Linked DNA regions of Mus musculus: all the other regions are linked to region 1. The links are chromatin loops, found by intact Hi-C in ENCODE. Cell type or tissue: heart. All regions are shown on one strand.

Region 1 (8,000 bases):
AAGGCAAGTCTTTCTGGGGAGCGAGGGTGACACTGTGGTGTGTGGGTGACATTGTGGTGTGTTCTAGTTTTCTTTATGTTGCTGTGATAAAATGCTTGGACCCAAAAGCAACTGAGGAAAAGATGTATCTAGCTGATACTTTAAGTCACAGTCATTATTGAGGGCACTCAAGGTAAGAATTCAAGCAGGAAACTGATGATAGCTTGCTCTTCCATGTAGCATTTCCTTTAAGCAAGGAACTCACAGCCAAAGAACTGTAGCAGGAACCATGGGGGATGCTGCTAGGTAGTTGGACCACAAGCTCATGGTTAGGTTTTCTTACATAGGCCAGGACCACCTGCACCAGGAATGATGCCACACAGTGACATGGGCCCTCCATCAACAATGAAGAAAACCTCCCACAGACATGTCTACAGGCCAATCTGATCTAGGCTGTGTCCAGTTGACAGGGTGGTGTGTCACAGCCTTTCATTCTTACAGTGGTTATCAGCTGGGATATGGGGTGCTCAAAGTGGGTAATCTCCCAAAAGCATTCCACACCAGGAAAGAAATGTCAAGAGGAGGAGGGCCCAGGATGATCAAAGAACAAGGAGGAATGCATTGTTCCTCCAGCTCTCTAAGGCTGAGCCCCTCCCAGCACCTACAGATGGATGAGAGGAACTGAACCCAGGACTCACGTCAATCCCTAGTCTACAGATAATTTTTTTCTAAAAGCTAAGCACATTTAAACACGTGTGGATCTCTCTGGAACTCCTCTTTCTTCCAGCTCTTGCTATCTTCCCCTTTCCAAGACTCACTTAGCTCTGTCTGTTGGCCCCTCATACCACAGAAACAGCTTTCTCCCAGGTCACTGTGACAGCCCACACACCTTGTCCATTCCCCCCCTTGCTTGACTGCTCACAAAGAAGGCAGCCCTCCAAATGCTCAGCTTCCAGATGCCCCTACCCTAAAGTTAGGCCGCTCCTCTCCCAGCTGGAGCCTAGAGTTCAGGGGCAGCTTTTTCTGGTTGTGGTTCATTTCTTTGCCACCTTCCCCAATGTGGCAGCTCCCTTAGCCAATGGTAATGCTGTCCCCAGTTTCCAAAGTCTCTTGGAGTTTCAGGTTAATGGGGACTATTGGGCATCTTTACTCGGAGGAATCATGTGTTCCTTCCACAGCCCCTGGGGTTTTAAAAGCGAGCCACACAAAACTTGTGCTTTAATTCTTTGTCATTGATCAGAATTGGATTTTGGCCAGGAGGTTAACTTCTTTACCTTTCCATTTATTGCTGGCACATGAGAAAGGGATATCAGGAGTTCACGGCCAGCCTCTGTTAAAAAGTAAGGCCGCCCTGGACTACATTAGACTGTATTTAAACAAACAAACAAACAAACAAACAAACAAACAACCAGGACCCAGTGCTCAGCAGGTAAGAGCACTTGCTGCTCCCAAGAGACCTGGGTAACAAGCACCCACACAGAGTAACTCCAGTTCTGGGTTGAGGTACCTGACACCTTCTTCTGGTACCCACAAGAGCTCTCTTCTGGCTCTTTGAGCACCAGGCATGCAATGGTACATATCCAAACACACAGGCACAACACTCACAATCATAAAATTAAGTCTTTAAAACATGAAAGAGTTCGGGGATTTTGCTCGGTGGTAGAGCATAGGACTAAGAAGCAAGGCAATGGATTCAGTCCTCAGCTCAACAAACAAACAAACAAACAACCTGGCAAACCAAAATTAAATTTAGCTTGTTATTGCTGGCATACAAAACAAGAGCTCTACTACAAGCCTCAGTTTTATGATCCAGAAAAAACAGTGACTAACTCAGCCCCTACCTCACTGGGACATAAAGTGTGGATGAGATTACATAGTATTTTTAGAACAAGTTGGCTGATTAAAAACAAAGACAGGGCCGTGTTGGAACTCAGTGCTACAGATCTTGGCTAGCAAGTATACCCTCTATCTCTGTGCCTAGATTCCGGGCACTTGAGAAGCTGAGGTAGAGCTGAGAATTTGAGTTCCACCCAGGCAACACAGCAGAGCTATGCAAGAAGCAAACAAAAGAACAAATAAATGGGCCAGGGCACTTGACTAGCACTAGAGGCTCTGTGCTGACTCCCCTCTGGGGAGGGGAAGTAACTCACCCAGCGTAACTCAGGAAGCTAGTGATATAGTCCAGGTAGGAAGTGGGTTTCTGGTTGTTTCAGAGGGCTTAAAAAAAAAAAAACCAACACAATATTGCAGTTACTTCTTTGAGAATACCATACATGTATTTAATGTATTTTTATCATATTTATCCCACCTCTTAGGCCCCTGCCCAGATGTTAGCCTGTGTGTGTCATTGTTGTCCCCTCTGTCTGTCTGTCTCTCCCCTCTACCACCTTTGAGATAGGGTCTCACTATGTAGCTCTGGATGTCCTGGAACCAGGCTGGTTGAACTCACAGAGATCTGACTGCTTCTGCTTAAATGTCTTAAATGTGAGTGCTGAGCTCAGGTCATGAGGTATGAGACACTCTGTCTGCCTGCTTTTTTCTTTCTTTTTTTTTTTTTTTGAGACCAATTTGATCTGCCTGCGTACTCACGGATGAGGGGGCATTCACTGGAGCACAGTGAACTTATAAAACTCTCTATATACGCCAGGAGCCATCAACTGTCAGCAGTTAAGAGCACTGACTGCTTTTCTAGGGGTCCTGAGTTCAAGTCCCAGCAACCACATGTTAGCTTACAACCATCTGTAATGGGATTGGGTGCACCTTTTCTGGTGTGTCTGAAGACAGCTACACTTCCATATACATAAAATAAATAAACCTTTTAAATTTTTAAGAAATTTTTTTTTTTTTTTTTTACTTTTAACACCAAGTTCTTCTGTTGTATTTTACTTTAGCCCCGGGATATTTTGTGAAAGTCGGACAGGGAGGGTGGGAAGAAGGCTGAGAATCAGCCAGGTGAGCTCGTCTGCTCGTTAGGACATCCTGTTCTTAAGGATGTTTGAAAGCAAACATTCGTAATTGCTGAGTTAGAAGGTGACCCTTCTAGATCCTTTATGAAGGTCTTCTCAGCCATTTTAGGAAAGACAAGAACCACCCAGCCTAGATACACAGTCAAAGGACTTTGACCTTTAGGGCATTGTGAAAATCCTGGCTCAGTTTTTATGGCTGTCAGATTTTAGTAGTGATGTATAACCTCCGAGGAGAGATGGGCAGTGAGCTTAAGAATCTCCTCTAGGAGGCCCCGTTTATATCAGCTTTATTTCAGCTTACCTTCAGTTTGGGGGCAATTGAAGCTTGAACTAAACTGGTTGTAGAATTACAGAATTGATCTTGGGTAGTTGACTTGTATGTCCCCCTCCCCCTTCTCCAGAACAGTCTCAGTTCATCTTTGTCTCTCTTCTTCTTTAACAACAAAAGAAAACAAAACCCACAAAACGAAACAACCCCCATATTGCTAAATTGCACAAATAAAACATTGATAAAAAAAGTTCAAGATGGGGGCTGGAGAGGAGCTGTTTTTGCAGAGGTGCAGGGGTGGGTTTCCAGCACTCATAGAGCAGCTTACAACTTTACTGCTGAGACTCTCATCTCAGTCCCGGGGCATCCAATGCCTTCCTGGGTACCAGGTCCACACTCTCTAGGTGAACATATATATAGGCAAGCACTCAGACACTTTTTTTTTTTCATCTAGGGGTTGGAAAGATGGCACAGAGATTACAAGAGCTGGCTGCTTTTCCAGAGGACCCACCCAGTGGCTCACAACCGTTCACTTCCAGAGGGACGGGCATCCTCTTCTGACCTCTGAGGACATTGTACATGCATGGTGCATAGATTTACATGCAAGCAAACGCCTGTACACGTAAAATAAGTAATAAAAGTCTTTAACACATCTCTTTAAAGTTCAAATAGTACTGGTATGAGAGGTTACGTCTATTATCATCTCAGTATTTTGGAAGATTGCAAGGAGCTCAAGGTCAATTTATGCTTCTTAGTATGTTTCAGGCCAGCCTGGACTACAGTTGGGTTAACTGAAAGAGACCTTGTTTCAAAACTCAAACAAAAAGTCTAAAAGATAGGAGGACACAGTGGATAACGTAGCCTTTTATCCAAGAAGCAAAAGGCATTGGCATCCTTGAGAATAGCCAAGAGCAGGAGGAGAACTTCTGTTTCTATATCTCTGCAAAGCGTCCCTGCTTCAAAAGACAAATGGAAAACAAACTTTAAAAGAGCCAGGATTAGGTGGGCATCTGGGAGACTACATTCTCCAGCATGCATTGCTGCTCTAGGGCGCAGACAGTGATGGAAGAGACCACGTTACTTTTGCGACAGGAATAGGCGGGGCGTGCGACTACATAACCCAGGATGCAAAGGACCTCAACTTTGCCCCGCGTCTGACGCCTTCTGATGACTGGTGCTCCTTGCTAAAGAGATCCGAGGGGTGGACAATGCTTCCGCTGGGAACCCGCACAGCCTCTCGGACCGTGACATTTCGAAAGACGAAGGAAAGTAGACGAGCATCACCCTGTCTCTAAGTTAGAGTAGTTTGTGCGCAGGGTGGCAATGCATTAACGAGCTCCCTTCCGTATTTTTTTGTTTCCCGGAGGCAATGACCAGCCAGTCCCCATAGGTCGAACACCTCGAAGGCTTATGTCTTCGAGTCCCAAATCGAAGTTCCCAACGTCTAACCATTGGCTTACACCCGGGTGCGCAGGCGCCCAGACTCGGACCCAGTCCCAGGGCTGATGAGCGGCAATTGGCCTGAGCCCCGCAAACTAGGAGTCTGGATTGGTGGTTGCTAGCAGGAGCCTGGTTTCTTCCTCGACTTCTGCGAGTGATTAGTGTGTGATTGGTTTAAATCCGCGGGTACCCATCGGCGATTGGACCGCCGTTGCGGTCAGCGCGCGGCCATTGGCTGGGCGCTAGGGCCATCCCTCCGCCAAAGCGGGCAGCGAATGGTGAAATGGGAACTGGGAGGGGAAAGGCCGCGACGTGAGCGCGCGACCTCGGGCGCCATTTTGTCGAGAAAACAAGCGGAGTTAACCGAAGAGGGGGGTCGAGGAGAGCCGGAGTCGAGGACCCAGGAGTTTCCTGTGTCCAGCGCTGCGGGAGCCGACTGAGGTGAGGCGGGCTGGGGCTGCGGTTGGAGGTGGCGGAGGCTGGGAGTGTCAAGCTCGGGACGCGGGTCCGGGTGGGAGCGGTACCGGGGGTGGGGTGGACTGGGGACCCTGGAAGCCTTTTCCCGGGGCGTCGGGACTCGGGCAGGCGAGCCGGAGACGTGGAGCCAAGGCGGGAGGGGACGGACTCGGCCCGCTCGCGGCGGCTTTGCTCTCTTGGAGAAGGGAGACCGGGGGCTCACGTTCCTGGATTCGGAGCGCCCGGGCGCGGGTGAGCAGCTCCGGAGCGGCTCGGCCTGGAGGCCTTGCCTGGAGGCTTCGAGGATGGCGGCGGCGGAGGTGGCAGTTCGGATCCCAGGGCCTCGGCTCGCCGCGCGCGCAGGGCTGCAGCCTCCTCGGAGCGCACGAGCTCCTCAACTGTCCCTTTCCTCCCGGGCTCCCGGATGGGGGGCTATGGGCGCGGGCGCCCGCGGCCTACCTAGGTTCCTCGCTGGGCGGGCGGGCCAGGGGGCGGGTTTGGAGTTGCTGCCGATTCGTAGCGCTTTCCGGGGACTCCCTCCCCTCCTGCGCCCCCCAGCACGTTGTCAAGCCCCTCGCTTTTGGCTGCTTGGCGGTGGGAGGGGCGGGCGGGCGGGAGTGAGCACTTCCGTGTTACCCTTCTCGCTACAGGTTTTTTGTTCCACTCGCGCGCCCCGGCGCTCGCACTTTCTAACAAGTCGATAGCCCCCCAACTTAAGTCACCTAGGTCCCTGTGCGGTTGGTAGTGTTGGTTCTGCCTGTCCCAACGCCCCCAACCCTCCAACCGGCAACTACCGGCAGATGCCCACCAGTGAGCAGAATGCTTGTGGGTCTTGATTTGGTGCAGATCTTGGAGAGATCTTAGGTTAAGCCTAAGGCTAATAAGCAAACACATTTGGCCATGCCACCAGGTCCGGGAGGGAGCTCACCCACCTGTGCTCACAGACATTACTTGCAGGAGGAGTGCTTTGTAGGTTTTGAAAAGAAGTGCTTTTCAAAGTGTTGTATGGAAAATTAAGCTTCATGAGAGGTAAACGTTCCCCAGAAGTCACCTCGACAAATATTACAGTCCCACCTTCCGTGGACATTTAATCCAGGCAGGCCTTGTATCAGTGAGCTCTAGCCCCAGATGTCGAGTTTCTTTGGGGCCTATATACTTCTTTTTCCTCTCTATTCAAAACCGAGTAACAGTACTTGAGTTTTCCGGTTTTGTTGCAGTTCGGTCCCTTGTGATTACAATGGAGAGGGGGGGGAACCCAACAACAATCAGCCAATAATTGAGTGGGTGTACTGCTTATTAGAGAAAATACCAGCATTTCCCTCCTGACCTCTCTTTGGAAAAGTAGTATACATGTGTGAAAATGGTGGAGGTAGAAATGGGACCTGTTTTCAGTGCTGTGTGAGGACATTACAGATGGTTGTCCCATGGCAGGAAGACCTGATGATAGCAAGCAGGGCCTTGGCCTGAATGGCAGGCAGGATGTTAGTAAAGGTTCTTTTTGCAGGCAGAGGGTCTGACTTGGGAATTTGGTTCTTTTTCACCTGGTCCTGGCTGTTTGTTTAGTGGAAGCAAGTCTAGAATCGAGGCACACACATACACACACACAAATCTGACCTTTAGCCGGGTGTGGTGACACTGGCTGCTTGTAATCCCAGCAGTACAGAATGGGGCATGAAGCTCATTGTGATTTCTTTACAGCCTGGGCTACATGTGAAAGCCTTGTCTCAGCAACAAAAACAGTGGGAAAAAACAAAGGCTGAGTGGGGAGGATCCTAGTCACTAATACCTGAAAGTATTTTTTTAAACCCAAGATTAAAATTTGTTGAATAACACACACACACACACACACACACACACACACACACGAGTGAGTGAGTTTAGCATTCTTGTGCCATAGCTCATGCGAGGAGAGGTCTAAGAATATGAGGAGTCAGTATTTTGACGCTTAGTGAAATGTAAAGGATGGATCTCAGGTCCTCATGCTTGTGTGACAAATGCTCTTACCTTTTGAGCCATCTTGAGGCCCTTAACAATTATAGTCTTAGAAGTTGGCTTTATATTCTTGGTGACTTTATTTTATTATTTGTGTGTGTGTTGTTCATATGTATGAGTACCGTGTGTTGAAGAGTTCAGCAGAGGGAGTTGGGTTCTGTGGAAGTGGGATTATGGTTGGGTTGGCTTGTAGTTAGGGTAGCCTCAAGTTCAGAGTCCTGTCTCAGATCACTAAGTGACAGTAGGGCAGTGTTAGATTGTAGATACTTATAGACTCTTCACCACATAACCCTGTTCTGTCTCTTTAAAGCACATTTATCGTGTGTGAGTGGATTTATGTTGGTATGGTGAGTACATCCCACAGTACTCATCAAGGGTAGAGGACAACTTTGAAGAGTGGGTTCTCTCCTACTGTTTTGGTCCCAAGCATAGACCGCAGGCAGTCAGACTCGGTGGCAGGTGCCTCTACCTACTAGTGCACTGCACTTGTCCCCATTTGATGCTTCTTGAATTAACCAAAATAGTATTTGCCCTTTTGAAATGGCGTGTTTGCTGACACACACACACACTCTGTATGTGTTGTTGGGGCTGAACACAAGACCTTAACATTTGAGGCAAATGCTCTCTACCCCTGAGCTGTGTGTTTTGCTCCTTGTTGGCACTCTCCCCACCCCAAGTACTCATTGTGAAGCACAAGCTAATCTTGGACTTGTCCTGCTGCCCCGCTTCCCAAATGTGGCCATCACTTTTTTTTTTTTAAAGATTTTATTTTATTTATGATATGTAAGTACACTGTAGCTGTCTTCAGCTGCACCAGAAGAGGGCATCAGATCTCATTACAGGTAGTTGTGAACCACCATGTGGTTGCTGGGATTTGAACTCAGGACCTTTGGAAGAGC
Region 2 (8,000 bases), 80 kb before region 1:
TTAGAGAAAAGGATTTATTGCTAGAGCTCCTTTCTCTGGAGTCGTCAACCAGTAGTCTCCCAGGTGAGAGGTTCAGAGCTTGTTAACTTTTTGAACCAGAAAGAAAAGAAAGAAGTCACTTACACAGACCACACACACACACACACTCACCCACACACTCACACACACTCACTCACACACACACACACACTCGGGGTGAAGTGGAAAACAGCTGCACTACCTTTCTTTATTGCTAGCAGTCTTTTTATAGCTTTTTAGACCCCCCAAAAAAATTCTCTATGTAAAAAATAATTACCTCACAGATAAAATGTTATATAAAAGGGGAGTTATAGAAAAGTATTTGCCACAGACCACCCCAGCAGGTATGGGGATCCCTGAAATGAGGGTCCTCGAAGCTAGGTGGGCAAGGATTCAGCCATGACAAACAGAAACAAACACAGAGGCAGTTTGAATCTGAGCGTATTTTGCAGCTCTCAAGCAGGGGATTTTATACATTAAAAAAAAAAGCAAACATTACAACTCTCAGAAACTGTATCTAGCAAAAAAAAAAAAATCACAAACACCAATAAAAATCATTTGGCTCAGTAAAGCACAAAAATCATCCAAGCATTATAACTCTGAAACTATGTACTCAGTGAATCACAAACAAAACAGGTAACATCATTATTAATATAAATCACCAAAATATAACAATTCTAAAAGGATATATTCAGTGGGGGCTGTCGCCCAAGGCTTGTGGTTTATTTCCAAGAGCAGGTTAATAAATCTTTATGGTCAGTGCTCTTAACTGCTGACCTAACTCTTCAGCCCCTTATGGTCAATTATTATTTAACATCTAATGTGTGATTTTTTTTTTATAAATCTTCAACACATAAATTTGAACTATTTTAATTCTAATTAAGGCTTTCTTTACCATATACCAAAACCCACCTCCAATGACACACATGTAACCATATGAAATTTTATTGTTGGGAAAGTTTTTACCTATCATAATAGTTCTGTAAATTGGGGAGTGGGGGGGAGGGTATGGGGGACTTTTGGGATAGCATTGGAAACGTAAATGAAGAAAATACCTAATAAAAAATAGTTCTGTAAATGATTTAAAAAGTAAACCATTGGTTTCCCCGGGGATAAGGTCATATTAGTGACTCCATCTCAAGGGATGGTTTCTTACCCATTATTCTCACTTAAGATCTTGGCCTAGGCTACCAGGAACATGTAAGAAAAGGAATTAAGAGAAAACAAAACAGATTGCCATGAAAACTATGGCTCAATATTTTTTTCTCCAGTGAAGAGTTCCACAACCAGTTCCAGGAGGCCTCAGTCGCCTCAGTCGCCTCAGTTTGTGGAACTTGTTGCACAGATCCTACTGGAGGTGGTGTGACAAGTATCTACAACAAGCTCAAAGCAGCTTCATACTGTAAGCTCATTATAAGTTCAAAGCAACAGTTTTTACATGGCCTTGCCTCATCACAGCACACACCTGTGGCTTCATCCTTGGCGCAGAATATTTTTCCTTGAACACGGATTTGTCCCAAGCCTACATCTCTTTTTAGTGTATGAAAGCTCACTGTATTTCTTAGTATGCAGCCTTTACTTATGAGTGGGCACATTCTATTCTCGATTCTAACTTTATTACATCTTTCTAACAAAACAACTAAAACCATCTTACAACTTTCTTCCTAAAATTACTTTAATCAAGTCAGGAATTCTGTGAAATCACTAATACATCTAAGCAGCATTAACTCATGAAAGCTCATCTTTATGTTGATCTGCAAGAAATCTGCTCAATAGGGTGGAGTAACACCCAGGAATCCTTAGGCTATGCAATAAGTGACAGGAAAGGCAAATCAGCTGCAAGAAACAATCCTGGGCCTGGCTTACAGGTTCTGAGGTTCAGTCCATTATCATGGTGGGAGCATAGCAGCATCCAGGTAGACACGGTGCTGGAGGAGCTGAGAGTTCTACATCCTGTTCTGAAGGCAGAGGAAGAGACTGTTCTACAGGCAGCTAGGAGGAGGGTCTCAAAGCCCACCCCACAGTGACACACTTCCTTCAACAAGGCCACATCTCCTAATAGTGCCTTTTCCTGGTCCAAGCATATTCAAACCACAACACATACAATAGTGCAGGAATCCAAAGTCATTGCCAATAGGAATCTAGCCCAAGATTTACTTGCTGGGTGGTGGTAGCACATGCCTTTAATCCCAGCATTTGGGAGGCAGAGGCAGGCAGATTTCTGAGTTTGAGGCCAGTCTGGTCTACAAAGTGAGTTCCAGGACAGCCAGGGCTCTACAGAGAAACCCTGTCTTGAAAAACCAAAAAAAAAAAGAAGAAGAAGAAGAAGAAAAAAGAATCTAGCCTAAAAGCTGGAGAGATGGCTCAGTGGTTAAGAGCACTGTCTGCTCTTCCAGAGGTCATGAGTTCAATTCCCAGCAACCACATGGTGGCTCACAACCATCTGTAATTGGATCTGATGCCCTCTTCTGGTGTGTCAGCAACAGGATGCTCATACAACATTAAATAAATATCTATTTTTTTTTAATCTAGCCCAAGGTCAGGGAGACACATGTGCCAGAAGACAGTAAGTTAGGGTAGACCAGAATGTGATTCCATGTAGGGATCTGGACTTCATGCAACAGCCCTGGAAGAAATGAAGATATCCTAAAGAGGCACTGTGTCTATCAATTTGACTACTGAAACAATGGAACCCAAAGAAATGGCAATATCTCTAGGAATCTCATACTGAAATAAGAAAAGGCCCCAGCCAGAGAGGCAACCTTTCTCCCAGAGAGTCTATACAGTTCTAGCAACTTATCAGATCCATCACCTTATAGGATGGGTTAATGGCAGGCAGGAACACAAGCTGACTGGGAATCTGTTTACGTTGGAATCTCTCATTTGAACCCCGAAGGAAAACTGGATCTTTCTGTCCAACTTCCTAGTGTGGCCACATTGAGTAAAAAAAAAAAAAAAAAATTTCGAGACAGGGTTTCTCTGTGTAGACCAGGCTGGCCTCGAACTCTGAAATCCACCTACCTCTGCCTCCCAAGTGCTGGGATTAAAGGCATGCACCACCACCACCCAGCAAGTAAATCTTTTTCTGCTTTTCACTATTTTACTTTGTTTGAGGACCAGTGACCTGGGCCTGGTTTGCAGCACATGCTGTGGCCCCCAGATTTGATAACAATCACACAGACAACTGAAGTGGCCGGAGAAATTAGACTGGCAATCTATACAGATTTCTGCAAGGCATCCCTGGGAAATAATGGCCCATGTTCAGAGTGAATTCGGTCAACTTGTGGACTTGTCTCAAATTCATTCTCCCAGCCTTTAAAAGCTTATTCATTTCTTCCAAACATAATTATGAAGACTTGATGTGCAAAAGTTTGTCGTTGGTCCTGGGTAATTTTGTATTGACTAATCAGGCTTTTTTTTTTTTTTTTTTTTTTTTTTTTTTTTTTTTTTTAGGGCATAATCTGCTAATCTCACAAGTTAATACTCACAACTGCCCCACAAAATATGCCTGTTGTCCTCTAACAGGGACATGAAAGCATTCTGAACCTTGAGAGACTTGCACTTGGGGAAACTAGTGGGTTGAAAGGAAAACCACACTGGAGCATTAGGAAAAAAAAAAAATACTTCCTCGGGTCAGTTTACATTTTTTTCCTTCTTTCAAACTGGCACGCTAGGCAGCTGCCTCTAGCGTAGCGGATGATTAACTGGAAGCAGAGCGCTGAGCACTGTGGACTGCGCATCCTCACATACAAGCTTCACAGGATTTATAGGCAGCGATTAGCAGTGCCCTTGCGAGTTTCCATGACCTCCGTGGAGGCGTCGTCGTTCTACCCCCGACCGCAAGGGGCCGCTGCGACATGATTCGCTCCAGGCGCAGGGCCGCTCTAGCCACGCCCAGGGAAGTCACTGTCCTCACCTTTTAGGAGCCCGCGCCTCGGTTCCAGCGGACGCTTCCCCAGATCTCGGCTCTACCACCATCCACTGCCGTCTTACCGCCCACCATGGCCCTCCTGCACTCCAGCCGCATCCTCTCCGGGATGGCTGCTGCCTTTCACCCAGGCCTAGCTGCTGCAGCCTCTGCCAGAGCCAGGTGAGCCGAGGGATACAGAGATGCAGCGGCACCGCGGGCCTGCCCCTGCCCAGCCGAACTGTGGACCCTGTGAAACCTGCACCCCACCCCGCGATCGGACACACGTGCGCACCTCGTGTGTCCCCAAGGGTTGACTGTCCCGAGTCTTAGAGTCCAGTGTCTGCGCCCCGGGGTGACCCCAGGACCCCTCATCCCTCCCCTGTATCTCCGGACAGAGGGCCAGCGTAGCCCCCGAGGTGGGAATTGTGGTTCTCGACTGCACCCAGAATCCCATTCTAGCGGGTGATGGGGGGTCCCAGATGTGGACTCAGCACAGTGGGGTGCGGGGCAAGGGGTGAGCACGTGGGCGGTGGCGCTGGGCCATCCTCTAGCCGATTGGCTATGGTGCCGGAGCTGCCTGTCGCTGATTGGCTGTGGTGCAGGGGGGCGCGCATGTCCTTGACCAGCTGCCCTGCGGGACAACAGGTCCAGCTGTCGGGGTCCAGAGGGTTAAATCTGCCAGTGCTGTGTAGAAGCAGCGTGCGTGACGGGGGGAAATGTGACCACATGCAAGGAGGTTCTGGGGGCGTCCAGATCCGGTGTGCATCCATGACCTTGGCGTAGTGCATCCTTCAGTGTCACCACAGTAGTGCCTGATGATCCCCTATCCCCTGACAGACCAGCCTGGCCTTTGGATGGAAAAGGGTTGAAGTGTAATGTACTTTCTTTGTTTTAAACCCTTGGGAGATTCTGTTGACTGGAAGCCATCAATCTTTCCCTGCATTTCAGTCGGCTCTTTGCTCCTTAAAATATTTCGTAACCCAGTTTCTCCGAGCCAGGCACTGGACCAGTTGCTGGTGATGCAGCTGTGAGCAAGACAAGAGGACTGACTTCCTTTTTTAAAAAAAGACAAATGAGTCATCTTAAACTAAGGTGTACTGAAAGTGCCAGGCCTAAACGGGAACTAGTAACTCCTGATTCTTCCTTGGGCCTCAGAAGAGCAGATTTGAGACAGTCTCCTGGAGTACGGCAGACACCTCCCCGGGGCACATACTAACTGGGAGCGAAGCCTACGTAACTTTTTATGCTTGCCTTCTTCCCTTTGAATGTGTTCAAGCATCTTCAAGGTAGTAGAACAGTCTGTCCTTCCCAGAGCCCGTTTTTTTGGCTCCATGCCAATGGGTGCCCTTTTACGCCTACCCACCTGAAGGGGAGGAGAAACGGGGGAGAGTTATTTATGCTGCAATTTGGAGAACAAAAATGAGGTACTTGTATGGGTAGGAGGAAAATCAGTTTTCCCGTTATTTTAACCTTGAAATATCCCTGTTTGTAATGTATATCTATATACCCGAAATACCTGACCTTCACTTAAACTGCTTGGCCCGGTTTCCCCTTGGATGTGACTGCTTAGTGATTTCAGTCTGAGAGCCTGACTGCTGTTTCTTTTCTGTCATTTCCCAGTTAGAATTTAAGGTAAGGGATAGCAGAGACCTTGGCAACTTAGTTCTGAGTTGTATCTAAACGCTTGCTTGCTTCTGTGTCGGGGTTACGTAGCCCTGGCTAGTCTGAAACTTACTATGTACACCAGGCCTGCCTGGGACACAGCTGCAGTCATTTTACCTGTAGCTTTCTAATGTTACTACAGCTTCCTTCTCCCTTCCCCCAGGGATAGAACCCAGGGCCTCAGTGCATACCAGGCAAGCACTGTGCCAGAGATACAGGCCTGGCCCGTGAAATGCCTTTCACTTTGTATATTTTTATTTCAAGCCCTCATTTTATAAACAAATACAGCATTTTTTTTTTTCATTTTTAGATCAAAATCTACACATGGTCCTGGAAACCAAAAATTTAGGGGCATGAGACAGGGGAATTGCTTTGAGTTAAAGTCCATTCTCCTAAGCTACAAAAAAAAAAAAAAAAGTTCCAGGCCAGCCTGTGCTAGAGTGGGACTGTAAATAAGAAAACGTTTCAAAAGCTGCTTAAACCTCTGGGAATATGAGGCCTTTGTAATGCTTATCTGAATACTTTGTACCTAGCATCTTTTGGTTGAGTGGTCACCGTTGCTCAATGTTTGTGGCCCTGCAAGTCTCTGTCCAAAGGGCATTGTACGAATCATTTTGTAGGCCATGGGTTATCAGTTTACCCCCGGAGCACTCTGGTTTTCAACTAATGCTATGTCTTTACAAATAGCAGAGCTCTCCCAGGTCTATAATCTTCACAGTTTTAAGGCGTGGGATAATGAGGGACATAGAGAACCTGACATTTGATCAGTCATAGCTGATCAAAGGATTACTGTCCCTTTGCTTAGCATGCTTGACATGAATTTGGAAATTGTTTGGGGCATTTTGGGTTTTTTGTTTGTTTGTTTTACGAATTATGCAAGAATATTCATGGCTGAGGCTTCTAGAGAATTTATCTGCTACATATTTTATATATGTGTTGTTCACACAGTTAAACAGGAATGATAACTCCTGCCCTTTCGAGAGGCAGCTCTATCATTGTTTAAGGGCCTTTTTTTAAACATGAAAGTCGCCTTCTCTGGACGTTTGAATGCCCTTGACAGTCAAAGTATTCATTTCACTCCATGCTTAATGACAGTGATGTGGACAGGCAGGTGGCTGCATGGCTTCTGTCTGGGGATGAGAAACAACCAAAACCTATTTGAGTTGTTTCAAAGTATGTTTTTCTCCCTCACAGCTTACAATAACTGCTAACAGGAGGAAAGGGAAGACTTTTTTGTTGTTAGTTTGGTTGATTGGTTTGGTTTTGGTTTTGGTTTTGAAACCAGGGTTTCTCTGTGTAACCAAGCACTGGCTGTCCTGGAACTCGCTTTGTAGACCAGGCTGGCCTCACAGAGATCTGCCTATCTCTGCCTCCTGTGTAACTGGGATTAAAGGTGTGCTCTAACACTACATGGCTAAGGAATAATTTTTCATTCCTTGCCTCGAGCTAAGAATGGGAAAAGGTCACGTCACCTGAGAATGTAAAATAATAATAATTTTAAAGCCAGAAAGAGATGCATTTGGCCATAAGTTCCTATGGCCACATGCTGTTTGAAGGCTCCACATATTGGTCTTGCAGGGCTCTATCGCAGGGGCTGAATGGTGACAAGTGAAACTGTAGTAAATGACTTCAAGACTAATGCCAGTGCCCATCAGAAACACTGTGCCTGGCGCCTCTGACTGTGTTTTTATTAATGCCGACCCTCTGAGATAGATACCGTTACTGTTAAGCCACATCTAACAGATGAGGATTCCTGAGATTGGAGTCCCTTTCTCTTGCCTCTACTCACCCAGTTCATAAGTGGGTAAGCTACTTGAATCCCAGCAGTTTGGCCAGGACAAGCTATTAAAAGACACCACTGAAAAGAAGTAAAACCCTGGGAAATCCCAAGCCGGGGGTGGGGGGGATCTGCTCTTAAAAAGCAGAATTAGCAGCTCACCAAGCACAGGTTCCTTTGAGAGCCCCACCAGGTTGGGCGGAGCCTGCCACTAGTATCACTCGTGAGTGAGGCTGCCTAGGAGTACTAACTGGCTGCACTTTTCACGGGACATGGCTGGCTAGGAAATCCTAGTGAATAATTCACTGCGCCCTGCTGGAGCGTTTGGCAGAAGCTAGACAGATGAAAGAACTTGGACATTTCTCCTAAGTCACCCGGAGCCTGATTTCCGTACCTCCGGGTTTCTACTGCAGCAGCGTGCAGCGTGCAGCTCCCACCCCCCCACCCCCACCCCCGCCTTCATTCCTAAGCCTGTGTTACAGGCAGTTTTCCTCCTACCCCTCTCCTCCTTAGCATTCAGCTCATAGGGCCCCTCCTCCCGGAAGCCCCCACTCCCCACACACACAACTTTCCTTCAAGGACTTGGGTTTTCTTTCTGGGGGCTTCGCCAAAAACATTCTCAGTTCCCTATCC
Region 3 (8,000 bases), 180 kb after region 1:
GAGTCAGATCTCGTTACGGATGGTTGTGAGCCACCATGTGGTTGCTGGGATTTGAACTCCTGACCTTCGGAAGAGCAGTCGGGTGCTCTTACCCGCTGAGCCATCTCACCAGCCCCAATTTACTTTTTCTTAAGTGGTCTGTTACTCAGCAGCACACCAGAACTCCTTAACTCTCACTACAAGGTAATACCTGCTAACCAAGTTCCTGCCCCACTTTCCCAGCCTCTACCATCACTATCTTACTCTCAAGTTCCATGAGTTCAGCCTGGGCCGAGGATTTACGTTATGATCTAATAAAGACAGAAAATAAATCATAACAACAATCAGCTAAAACATGAGTTCTCTAAAGTAAATGAGTATCAATAATTTTTTTACTTTCCTTGAATATTTTCCATCTATGGTAGATAAGCTCTTGCTGGGTGTCTACTAAGCACTAAGTACCAGTCTGGATGCTAGTAGAATAGAATAAAATGAAATTAGTCTGAAGTCAGGTAGTGGTCTCTTTCCCCACCCACCTCATGGCTTTGGAGATGGCAGAAAGGGTCAATGTCTATGTTCTCAAAGCCTTAAAAGAAATGCACAACATGACAAGATGAGATGGCATGATGGATCAGAAATCTATAAAATCTATAAAAAGGTACAAAAGGGGACATGGAAGATGGCTCAGCACATCCTGCTCTTACAGAGATGGAGAGTTCAATTTCTAGCATCCACATCGGGCAGCTCACAGTTGCCTCTAACTACAGCTCCAGGGGGATGTGACTCCTCTGGCCTCTATAGGCATCTGCACCGATGTACATACATCTATACAGACACACACTGATACATCCAATTAGAATAAATATTTTCATATACAAAAACAACTGGATTAAAGGAAGCCATGGAAATTTTTCATCTCAAAGGGAGAACTATTGTAGAGGGAGGGGCAACTTTTAGGGGTAGAGAGGTAGAGCAGTCCACAAACATCCCAGGGCTGGAAATAAACAGCCCAAGGTTGCCAGGAGGCCAGGACTTGAGTGGCCAAGGTATTAGAAGGTAGGAAGCCAGGTACTTAAAACTAAGTAGCAGAGTAATTAGGCACTGACTTTAATGTAAACTAAAAATAGCAAATGGAAAATTGCAGAACTAAACAATAAGACAACTTAGGAAACAGGTGATGGTGGAACTTACAGTTCCCTGCCTCAGCCTCTAAAGTAGCCGGTATTACACAACTGGAGCACACGGCCCAGCTCACTCTGCCTATAAAGAAAGACTAAGGCAGGTGCAGGGGCATATAATGTGGCAGGAGAACAGAGTTCAAGGCACATATCAAAATCAACATAAGAAACAAAGTATGAAGTCTTATATCGATGAGTGAAATTAGATGTCATAAAAAAAATCTTCAAACCTAATTCTGTGCTGCAGAGGAATTCCAAATACTTTGTGTAGACACTATCTCTCAAACTGGAGCAAGACAGCCTGCTCCTTCAGAGTGGCTATATATAATAACTTCCAAGGAGTATGGCAAACATAACAAACACTACCTCAGCCTGGTGATCAGAATCTACCACAGAGTCGACAACACTAAGTTGGTGTGATGCAGTAAAAATGGAACCTGACCCCTGTGATCTCTCCCAAACCAATAAACCAGTTTGATCATGAGTAAAATATCAAGCAAACCTTATCTGTTATCATAGCCAGAAAACTGTCATTAGATACAACCACAACAAAAAAGCCTGACGATAGCTAAGAAGAACCCAGAGAAATATAATAGCTAAAAATTATTCTTTAATTCTTTTTTTTTTAAAGATGCTAGACTAGAATATTAGGTAAATTAAGAAAATAAGACCCAGCCGGGCGTGGTGGCGCACACCTTTAATCCCAGCAGAGGCAGAGGGAGGCAGAGGCAGGCGGATTTCTGAGTTCAAGGCCAACCTGGTCTACAAAGTGAGTTCCAGGACAGCCAGGACTATACAGAGAAACCCTGTCTCGAAAAACCAAAAAAAGAAAAAAGAAAGAAAAAGAAAAGGAAAAAAGAAAAAGAAAAAAAGACCCAAACTCGGCAGGATATCTTGTTCAGTAGAGTGTAAGAGCTCAACTAAATCCTAGCCATACAGTGGTGACACACACCTTTAATCCCAGCATCAGGGAGGCAGAGGCAAAAGGATTGCTGAGTCTGAGGCCAGCTTGGTATACAGAGCCAGTTTATGTCAGCCAAGGCTACACAGAGAAACTCTGTCTCAAAAACATTAAAAAAACAAAAACAAAAGACTCCTAAATCTTTCTCTATGACAATGGGGAGCCAATAAGTTGACATTTGGGGTAGAACTCTGTGGTAGCATGCTTGCCTGGCATGTGAAACGCTCCAGGATTCACCCCCAGTCCTGGAATATTCTTCAAAAACATGGCGGTCGACTCTGAAGAGTCGACTTACAAAGGACTGTGAGGTTGAGAAGCAGCCCAGGGAGCAAAAATGAGCCTTTCTGTTGTTGAAAAAGTAAAAATGTGGTGTTTTACTTTGAGAAAAAGTACCTAGAAATAGACAGAGACAAAATTGATACCCTTCCAAACAAAACTTAAAGGACCTAACGGGAAATGAAAGTAACCATTGCAAGTTACGCTCTTGGGACAAACTCGTACTTGAAGCCATAGAGTCCAAGGTTCGAATCCCAGTTCACCATTTACTGGAGGACCCTGGCTTTGTTAACCCAGCTTTTGTTAGGTTTATGGGAGGGCAAAAGGCTTAATACGGGAAGCTGCAGTTGCCATTTTTCAGTGCGACACTGAAAATTGTTATGAGCAACCTTTTACCGAGGACTGCCTTGGTTAAGCCAGCACGGACTTACTGTGGAACCCTGGCTGAGGTACTCACTCTTTGTAGAATTGCCTAAGCGAGAAGATGACAATTTATCCCCCCATCACAGACTCCCATCCCCTGATGGACAGTCGGTCCTCGGAAACAGGCTGCAGACACTGTCATAATTGTGCCGAGTGCGCATGACAATCTGCAGTTCCCAGACTTCGAAACTTCAAATAAGTTTTATGGAAACCATGAATAGAACCAAGAGACCCTGAGATGATGGGCTGGAGCCAAAGCCAATGACTTTGGAAAGTTTGAAGACTAAGATCGGTGGCGGGAGAGTCCTCCGAGTGCTGTGCAGCTTCCCGGGACCCCCGAGGACTCCCACCGCCTCCAGATCTTGGAAACCTCTGCCCCGGCCGGGCTCGCCTCACCTGAGGGAGCGGATGGTCCGGCTCGGAGCCCGCGCCCCGCTCCAGGAAGAAGGCTCCCAGGCGCGGCATGGGCGTCTCGACCCGCACCGGCAGCTTCTCCTGCGACATCAGGATGTCGTCCAAAGACAGGAAGTTCTCCTCCGGCCCCAGAGCGCCCGACTCCACTGGGAAATACGCCTCGGACATGGCAGCTCGCAGCACAGTCAGGGATGAGGAGGGCGCGCCACCTCAGCGAACTAGGGCCGGCTTCAAACTCGCTTTCCCGCGCCGCACTCGCCAGACCCGAGCAGTCGATTTCGGCGAGCCTGCGGCCGCTCAGGCAAAAGCAATCAATAAGGTCACAGATTGGGTCCAGTGTCCCCGCCCAATGCGGAAGCCCTGGATGAGTCGGCCGGAAGTCCTCCTGCAGCTTGTAGACTAGGCTGGGGAAGGTATATGAAGCTTGAACATCATTGAAGGGACAGCATGTGTCTGTACTAACGGAACTGTGTTCATGCAGCCTTTAAATACACACATAGAATTTAAAAACATCTTTGGGGATTCAAGTAATATCATTTTACACTATGTATTCCAGCCCTCATTAATCCCGCTTTTATTGCATTTTCACTGGTAGGTTAATTATTGTCTTTGAAAACAACAGAAGAAACTAAAACGCAAGCACTAGTCCAAATGTTTAACTGTGTGCTAAGTTACAAATTATTTGTAGTATTTTGGCCGGGTGTAGGTTCAGGTGGGGTGGGAGTCTAGATGGAGTGGTAGATTTATATATGGCTGGAAGATCTGAAGTTCAGGGCCTTGCTCTACTGTCAACTGGCAAAGTCCTCGTGTGGTGATCAGTTTGGGTTCCTGAAAGAGGAAACTAGACCAGTTTCCTAGTCTTTTCACAGCCACTCTGCAAGCGGGAGCTCCTATATCAAATGCGATCACAGGTAGAGTACCTGAGAACAAAGGAAAGACCACGGTTGCTTGGTTGCTTGGTCCTAGATTTGGCGGTACATACATGAATACAGGTTGAGGCAGATTGTTGCGAGATTTGCTACCGAATTTACCTACTGTAGGAGGGCATTCCTGAGGTAGTGGTTTGTGAGCAACACAGGAAAGGGGGCGAGCATGCCTTTCATCTTTTGTATTCCTTTTTAGTTTTGAATGAAATAATTTGTTAATGTATTTACATAATTCACTACATTTAAGCAATAGCCTTCTAAATATGGACTAGAACTTTACATATGCTAAGCAATAGTCACTTGCTTTTTCTTGCCAAAAACACTTGTATCACATGAATGCTTGAAGTATTTACACCACTTTCTTTACTTTTTATTCCTCTTCTTTTAACAACCATTGCTCTAGTCAGTTTAAGACATTTTATTCCAGACAGCTACTTTAAAAAGTTGCAATAATGTCAAGCATGCTGGCACATGCCTAGAATCCCTGGACTGGGGAAGCCAAGGCAACAGGATCTCAGGGTCGAAACAAGACCAGGTTATAGGGCAAGGCCTTATCTCTAAAACAATTATGACTAATGTGCTTGTTGACAAGAGCGGGTCAGAAGCAGACCCAGGGTGTGAGCTAGGCATGTCCTGTAACTACTGGCAATTTTCTGCATGTACCCAGTTCTTATATACTGCTGCTACCCAATTCACAATGGTTCGACTCACAATCTTTTACTTTACAGTGTTAACAAAAGCTTATTCATATAACCATGCTGTAATTCTCAATACAGTGTTCAATAAATACCACGAGATGTTTCATGTTTTGTTATAAATTAGGCCTTGTGTTAGATGACTTTGCCCAACCATATGTTAATGTGTTGTAAGGCCATTTGAGGCACACTGGGCTAAGTGCTGATATTTTGTAGGATAAGAGATCAAATGGAAGAGATAAAGATCAAATGCCTGCATTCCATCCAGAAAGCTGAGAGTGGATCTTGTTAATGACCTGGTGACCTTTTTGCGGTCTGTGGAGGCAGACCTCACCCCTTTTGCTATAGAGGCAGACCTCCCCCAAATTCCCCAGGATGATTATCCCAGACTCTGCCCTCCTAGACCATTACCCATCCTGACAGAAGATGTCACATGTACATTATGACCTGCTGACCTCTATGATGTCTTGGTCAGAGACCACACTAGATTCTAGGCCTATCAGATATGAACCCCACCCTCGTGGTCACATGTACTTTGTAAAGGAGTTTCTATGTGGTCACACCTTAACCTTTATTGTGCACCAGGAATTGGACTGACTGGAAGCTTTTCCCAAACTGTACTATTTAAAATATGCTGGCAATGAACTGTCTGCATCAGACTCCCCGAGGTCTGGTCCAGGTTGATGGAGGTCAATCTGCACTGGGTTTTCATTCTTTTCTCTTTTTGTGGTTGGGTTCCCTGTCACCTAAAGGAACCCCCTCTGCATGGGATACATGTGCACACACGCACACGCACATGTCTACACACATACACACATGCATACTGCATGCAAACAATATAACACTGAAAAATTAAGTAAACATAACTGATAGTGATAATGTATACTTTTCTGCTGAGAGGGAGATATGACAATAATAGAGTTTAGGGTAGAAATATTAATTCAGGTAACTAAGAGCAATATGGGTCATTTGCTGCTGAGGACAGTAAGCTACTTTTGGGTAGAAATAATAAAAAGACTTAATGAGTTAACATGATAAAAAAAAAGGTATCACTTTTGTGCAGGGATCAGAATATTGGCTCTAAATAAAACACCATGTTAATACTAAAGGGATCCAGATGAAATCGGATGCTCTTGGTTTTTAACTTCTTGGCTGCTGCTGAAGCTCTTGACTACTTGTGTACTGTTCCCCCATTTAGCCTTTCCTCTTCTTAAGCTATGAAACAAGAGGCTGGAGAGGTGGCTCAGCAGTTAAAAGCACTGACTGCTCTTCTGAAGGTCCTGAGTTCAAATCCCAGCAACCGCATGGTGGATCACAACCATCTGTAATGGGATCTGATGCCCTCTTCTGGTGTGTCTGTAGACAGCGACAGTGTACTTGTATATATTGAGTAAATAAATAGATGAATAAATAAGTGCTATTAAACAAGTAAATAAACTAGAACAAGTGAAATGAGTGACAGTTTGAGTTTATGATACTAAAAACAGCCAATCCTTTGGCAGAGTGGCACATGGCTTATTGAGTATGTATCTCTCTATGGCTTACATCCGAAGAGCCAAGAATGCTTTTAAGCCAACTAATCGATAGACTAGAGCTGTGCTGAGAAGACTTTCCATCTACTTATAATACCCGCGTGGTACTCACTGTATTAGTGACACTGAATTTCAGAGCTGCCTTCTGACATGTGTCTGCTGGATCGCTGAAAATAGACTAGTGTTTCCTGTGGAATCATTTTAGAATTGCAGAATCTTAGGGAAGCAATACTTAAGATGACAGTGAACAGACAGGAGCTGCATTATCTGTCATGGCCTAAGTTTAGAAGCCACAGCCTTTAGATATGCAACATCACAAGCAATCCTGGTAAGTGTGTGTGTGTGTGTGTGTGTGTGTGTGTGTGTGTGTGTGTGGTGTGTGTGTGTGTGTGTGTGTGTGTGTGTGTGTGTGTGTGTGTGTGTGTGGTGTGTGTGTGTGTGTGTGTGTGTGTGGTGTGTGTGTGTGTGTGTGTGTGTGTGTGTGTGTGTGTGTGTGTGTGTGTGTGGTGTGTGTGTGTATGTGTGTGTGCACGTGTGTGTGTGTGGTGTGTGTGTTTGTGTGAGTGTGTGTGTGTGTGATGTGTGTGTGTGTGTGGTGTGTGTGTGTATGTGTGTGTGTGGTGTGTGAGTGTGTGTGTGTGTGTGTGGTGTGTGTGTGTGTGTGTGTGTGTGTGTGTCCCATGATGAGGATTGAACTCAGGATTTTATGCATGCTGGGCAAGAACTCTACCACTGAACCACATCCCTGGCCCTAAATCTGCTTTTTATTTGTGTTTTGTTTCTACTTTATCATCCTCATCCTCATCATCATCATCATCATCATCATCATTATTATTATTATTATTATTATTATTATTATTATTATTATTATTATTATTATTACTGAGACAGGTTTCTTTTTAGGTATCCAAAACTGAAGAACTCATCATCCTGCCTCAGGCTTCAGAGTGCTGGGATTAGAGATGCTCATTACCACAGCCAGCTCAGCTGGCTCCTTTGAATGCTAGAGCTTTCTAAATTCCTTGAGTGGGAAGTTGTAATACAGGTGACAAAAATCCAAACCTAGGGAGTGTGGAGGATCTGTGGGTCAGGAAAGAAGGAGAAATGCTCTGGGCTCCACCCTTAGAGTCTGGCAGGGTTTCCTTGCCCTGCCCCCTCCCCCATTCCCAGTCACTTGCCCATTCACAGAAGTTGCCCTTGCCTTCACAGAAGTTCTAGTATCTGATCACTCTCATCAAAACGACATGATTAGCTACATCATCGACACCCAAGAACTTCCAGTTTGAACCTCAAAAATAATGGCAAAGAATCTCCTAAAGCTTTAAATAAGTTTGTGAGGTTGGCAGGGGCCACGTTATAGCTATCATCATGGCTACCTGTGGGCTTCAAGCTGCAGGTTAAACATCTTCACAAACCTAGTCCAAAGCGTCCATTAGTTCTTGTCATGGTTTGACTATGCTTGGCCTAGGGAATGGCACCATTTGGAGGTGTGGCCCTGTTGAAGTAGGTGTGTCACTGTGGGTGCGGGCTTTAAGACCCTCACCCTAGCTGCCTGGAAATCAGTCTTCCACTAGCAGCCTTCAGATGAAGATGAAGATGTAGAACTCTCAGCTCCT

The links. Hi-C counts contacts between places; a loop is a spot of excess contacts. Peaks named below come from ENCODE experiments on the same cell type or tissue, not always from the same donor. Only the 100,000 strongest peaks of a DNase experiment are listed, where the experiment ranks them.
Region 2: a loop joins it to region 1, with 1.9 times the contacts of the local background. A loop is called at or near these places in 3 of 42 quality-filtered maps.
Region 3: a loop joins it to region 1, with 2.1 times the contacts of the local background. A loop is called at or near these places in 2 of 42 quality-filtered maps.

The regions. Positions count from the first base shown.
Region 1 is chr8:95,804,427-95,812,426 of GRCm38, reverse strand. It overlaps Cnot1 (CCR4-NOT transcription complex, subunit 1), which reads left to right and starts at 4,982. Exons shown (of 49, transcript NM_001372353.1): 1 at 4,982-5,094. 4930513N10Rik (RIKEN cDNA 4930513N10 gene) reads right to left here and starts at 5,597. Exons shown (of 4, transcript NR_015574.3): 1 at 3,247-5,597; 2 at 2,130-2,196. In heart, no CTCF peak of the experiment used is centred here; DNase peaks (open chromatin) are centred at 2,006, 4,366 and 4,846; H3K4me3 peaks cover 3,096 bases; H3K27ac peaks cover 5,147 bases.
Region 2 is chr8:95,884,325-95,892,324 of GRCm38, reverse strand. Got2 (glutamatic-oxaloacetic transaminase 2, mitochondrial) reads left to right here and starts at 3,924. Exons shown (of 10, transcript NM_010325.3): 1 at 3,924-4,108. The coding sequence starts at 4,020. In heart, a CTCF peak has its summit at 3,862; DNase peaks (open chromatin) are centred at 3,914, 4,464 and 5,234; H3K4me3 peaks cover 2,386 bases; H3K27ac peaks cover 2,324 bases.
Region 3 is chr8:95,628,997-95,636,996 of GRCm38, reverse strand. It overlaps Gins3 (GINS complex subunit 3 (Psf3 homolog)), which reads right to left and starts at 3,438. Exons shown (of 3, transcript NM_030198.3): 1 at 3,214-3,438. The coding sequence starts at 3,399. In heart, no CTCF peak of the experiment used is centred here; a DNase peak (open chromatin) is centred at 3,496; H3K4me3 peaks cover 1,834 bases; H3K27ac peaks cover 1,290 bases; H3K27me3 peaks cover 681 bases.